Linked DNA regions of Mus musculus: region 2 is linked to region 1. The links are chromatin loops, found by intact Hi-C in ENCODE. Cell type or tissue: left cerebral cortex. All regions are shown on one strand.

Region 1 (2,500 bases):
GATTATCATTTGTACATAGAGCTAGAGAAATGAAATGGGCTGGTGATCCTGGTCATGGGTAGAGAGTTCGCCTAGCGTATTCAAGACCCCAGGCTCAACCTTCAGCACCACAAAAGCAAAACCACCAACAAAGAGAGGGAATTAATTTCTATGGGGGAGATATATATTATACATATATATTAATTTCCTGTAGTACTATTATGCAAATATGCAAAGCGTTAACCATCGGAAGAGGCCAGATGAAGTGGTAAACATTTTTGATTATGTAACTGCCTTAAGAATAAGTGACTGGCACGATTGTTCAGTGGTTAAGGAGGCCTACTGTCAAGTCTGAAGACCTGAATTCAAATTCCAGAACACACGTGATAGGAGAGAACCAACTCCTGCAAAGTGTCCTCTGACCTCTCTACAAGCCATGGCATACATGTTCCCTCATACACGCACGGCAAGTATAGGAATCTATTTTTAAGTGTTTCCTGGAGCTGAAGAAACTCTTCGGTGGTTGCTGCTCATGCAGAGAGACTGGGTTCGACTCCTACTCCCCTCGTGAGACAGCTTTCGCTCATCCACAACTCCAACTTTAGAGGATCCAATGTTTTTCACGTCTCTGTGGGCACCAGGCACACATCTGCTGCACACATATATATATATACACAAGAAGACAAAACACTACATTTCCCCTTCCCTTCCTCCCCGTGCCTCTCTCTCTCTCAGACTTGCCCTAAAGTTGTAAGACTTCTTAAACATTTTTTGCCCAGACCTTTCTAATACAAAGAGATGTCAAGAGTAGAAGGTGGAAGTACTTGGGAATGTAAGTAAAACAGATATCTTGTTTCTTCCTTAAAACAAATCAAATCAAAACAAAACAAAAACAAAATACAGCGAAGAGTATGACAGCTCTAACCGCTAATTCCAATATTTGGAAGGATGTGATAGGACTCTTGAGAGTTCTAAACTAGACTAGGCAAGTGTGAGACTTTGTTTTAAACAAATAAAAATCCATGGAGCTACCGAGGAAGCTGAGGCAGGAAGATCACAAATTTGAAGCCAGCTAGGTAATTTATCAAGAGCCTATCTCAAAAGAATTTTAATTTATTAACTAACTTGTTTGTTGGTTTGTTCATATAGTTATTGTTTTCTTGAGATACAATCTTACTATGTACCCCTAATTGTTCCGAATATCTAGATTAACTGGCCTCGAATTTGCAGTGACCTTCCTGCCACTGACTGACAGGCATAGTCCACTAAACCCAGCTCAAAAAATTGTAACTTTTTTTTCAGGGCCAACAAGACTGACAACACAGGTTCATTCCCCAGGAATTACATGGTAGGAGAGAACTGATTCCCAAAATCTGTTCTCTGACCCACACCCACACACATACACACACACACACACACCACAGACATACACACACACACCTCACACACTGAATGAATGAATGAATGAATGAATGAATAAATAAATAAATAAATTTAAGATTTTAAAATGTTTGTTTGTTTGGTTTGTGGGGATTTTTTGTTTTGGCCTTTTGGGGAGGTTTGTTTGTTTGTTTGTTGTTTGCTTTTCAGATAAGGTCTCAGGCTGCTCAAGAATGTAGTCAAGAATGACTTCCAACTCCTGCTCCTCCTGCTCCTCCTTCTCAAGTGTGTGCAACCAACTCTGGCTTTCATGATGAAAATATTTCAAATACAGGAGATAGAAATCAGTTCTACATATACAAGGCCCAGAGTTCAATCATGAGTACACAAAAAAGAATATATATATATATACATATATATGTGTGTATGTATATGCATATATATATATACATATATATATTCCATTTTTAAACCATTGTTTCTGGAGGTAGAAAGACAGCTCAGTGGTTAAGAACATTTGTTGTCCCTACAGAGGACCAGGGTTAGATTCCCAGTACCTACATGATAGCTCATGGCCATCTATCTGGAATTCCAGTTCCAGAGGATGCAAAGCATTCTTCTGACCTCTGTGAGCACCTGGCACACATGTGATGCACATACACACATGCGGACCAAACATTCATACACCTAAAATAAGTAAATCTAAACGAATAGTTTAAAAACCATTGCTTACATCTAATTTAAAAAATTATCCCCAACATTCAGGAACAAAGTCAGAACAGTGTTTTGTACATTCATCCATCCGACAATTTAACGAGACTGCAGTTTGAGAAACATCCACGTCTTAGTTAGGATTACTACTGCTGTGATGAAACACCACGACCAAAGCAAGTTGGGGAGGAAGGGAGTATTTGGCTTACACCGCTACACTGCCACATCGCTGTTCATCCTTCACAGAAGTCAGGACAGGAACTCAAACAGGGTGGGAACCTGGGGGGAGCTGATGCAGAAGCTGTGGAGGCTGCTGCTGACTGGCCTGCTCCTTATGACTTGCTCAGCCTGCTTTCTTATAGAACCCATGACCGCCAGCCCAGGGATGGCACCACCCACAATGGGCTGGGCCCTCCCCCATTAACTAAGA
Region 2 (2,500 bases), 63 kb after region 1:
GGGATAGCATTGGAAATGTAAATGAAGAAAATACCTAATTTTAAAAAAATAAATTGGGAAAAGGAAAAAAAAGAAAAAAAAAAGAAAAAATATTCCTCCAAGGGCATGGTGAAGAAAAATAGTTGTAGGAAGAAAAATATGTACATGTGTGGGGAATTTGCACATTTGCAGGTTATACAGGCATTTGAGCTTGTACTCTATAGATATCACTATTTGAGGTCATTACTGTGTCCATGTACACTGTTGATCCAGATGGAGTTTGTTCCTAAAGGTGCTCACCAGAGACTACATGCAGTAATCTGGCCCTTATTGTCCATCCATTACCATACTCTCAACATTAAACTGAATGCCCAATATACAGTAGAAACTAGACATTGGGGAGGGGAGAAGGCAGATCTAATAGTTCTTTGTCCTTCCAGTGAATCTTTAGCTAGAAACCATGTCTGAAACAATACTCACCTCTAGGCTGTGAGGAAGTAGAAAAACATATCAGGTTTGAACTCCTGACCTCATCCTGTATAACCATACAGGACAGAATACAGAGAAAGCCTACACACTCCAGGTACCTGAGTATTTTATAAGTTAGCTGTAGAAAGAAGCCAACTAGAGTACCTGAAATCTCTTAAATAATCTGTTAGGGGGTTCCCTGGTATACATGACTCACTCAAACAACTATTTTACTCAATAGAGGGAAGGAAGGGGGAGGGGGAAAGAAGGAGGGAGGGGTAGGCTGACACACAGGGTCTCTGGTCCTTCTTGATGCAGATGAGCTCACCTTCTCTGAACCCTTGCCCAGGTGCATTGCATTGAGATAGCACTAAGCACCCAGATAGCAAGGATTAGAGAGGGGGAGCAGAGGAGAAGGACCAGGGCCTTGAGTACTCAATGTGCAGGGGGGGAGGCGGGGGGGGGAGATGGGGGGGGCGGGAAGCACTGTACTATACACCAATATGAAAGCAGAAATGAGAAGTCTTACACTTTGTGTGTTTCTGTAGATTAAAAAGTCCCATTTTGTGACTCACCATCAACTGAAAACATGGAGATGCCACTCCCTACGCATCTCTTTTGAGGGTGAGAGCTAGTCTATCTTGGGGACTACCACCTGCTCAGCATGGTGTCAGCAAATTTGTACTTGTTGGGGGAGAAATGAGAAAGCACTGATTTACAGGTAATTGCCCTTCTATAAGGAAGTAAAAGGCCCCTCTAACCCTCAAAGAGTAGAATGTTGTCAATGAGATAACATTCATATCTAGATGACAAAGACAACAGAGAGGGGGAGGCAAGCAGAAGACTTTATCTTGACGTTCATACCACATGTGTGTGCACAGGTATACTCTACGTATGAACAAATGAAGAAAAAGCCTACATTCCAATACCCTGAGCTCATTTCTAACCTCGGAAGCTATATCATGAAGAAGCTTAATCTCCATAGGCCCAGTAGACAGTAGAGCTAGCATTTCAGACAGCTTAGTTCACTGCAGCACTACCAAACATTAGGAATTCAATCGATCTGGATGACCAGAACAAAATACAAATGCAAGCAACCTGTTAAAAGAGCAAGAAAAAGAATGAGAAGTGGTGCATAGGCTTCTCCTATAAGTATGTAAGGCTCAGGGTTTGTATTTTTGCATAATCCCAGTGCACTGATAAGAGCATTCATGCAAAGCAAAATGGCACAGCCTTTAAATACCAACACTCAGGAGAGTAAAACAGGAAAATTATGAAATTGTAGCCAGCCAGACTATATTGTAAGATTTTATCTGAAAGGGAATAAAATAAATGAAATGAAAAAAAAAACATGCATGCCAGGTCTTTAACAACAGGCAAGGGTGAACAAAACCTGGGGTTTAGTCACCTATACAACAGATGTGCATTTTTAGTGTGTAAGAAGAAAGTTCAATGCACATAAGCATAGACTGCGATTATGTCTCCTCTCCTGCCTTTTAGGTATTCAGAGAACTACATCTCTACTTCCATATGTCACATGTGCATCCACATGGAAACACACACGAGACTGAGAGCTCTTACTTCCTAGCTCCCTGAATGACTGCTCTCTCAGTAGGAAAGCAAATCTCACCACACATCCCTCCTCTGGAGAAAGCTATGCTCTTCAGCAGAACACTCCTGCAACAACACATAGCACAGCATAGTGAACAGTCAACATGTGCTAATTAAATCACCTGGCAGAAGATTCATGATGACAAGGCCCACTCTCATGTGTAATCCATGCACACAAGGAAGTGTTTGAGTTGGTTTTGGTTTTGTACACCAATTATGTGTCTGTCTATAATATTAGGTACATGCCTACAGAAATCATGCTACGGTTTCTCTCTCTTTGTTGCATATTCATTTGCCCACATGCCATCATCAAGTGTGGGAATGAGAAGGCAGGAGAGACCAGCTGAGCTTCTCCCAGACAGCCTGCATGAACATACATAAGAAAGAAGGGAACTCTTTCCTCTCTAGCCCCTCACCTGGCTGGATTCTGTGATTATAAGAT

The links. Peaks named below come from ENCODE experiments on the same cell type or tissue, not always from the same donor. Only the 100,000 strongest peaks of a DNase experiment are listed, where the experiment ranks them.
Region 2: it touches region 1 in a loop (4-fold over the local background); 2 of 42 quality-filtered maps call a loop at or near these places.

What each region holds. Positions count from the first base shown.
Region 1 is chrX:7,173,884-7,176,383 of GRCm38, forward strand. The region is part of intron 6 of Clcn5 (chloride channel, voltage-sensitive 5); the gene reads right to left. Among named protein-coding and RNA genes, the nearest start is that of Mir500, 63 kb to the right of the region's middle. In left cerebral cortex, no CTCF peak of the experiment used is centred here; no DNase peak of the experiment used is centred here.
Region 2 is chrX:7,236,914-7,239,413 of GRCm38, forward strand. The region is part of intron 2 of Clcn5 (chloride channel, voltage-sensitive 5); the gene reads right to left. Mir500 (microRNA 500) reads right to left here and starts at 861; the gene lies at 770-861. In left cerebral cortex, no CTCF peak of the experiment used is centred here; a DNase peak (open chromatin) is centred at 1,075.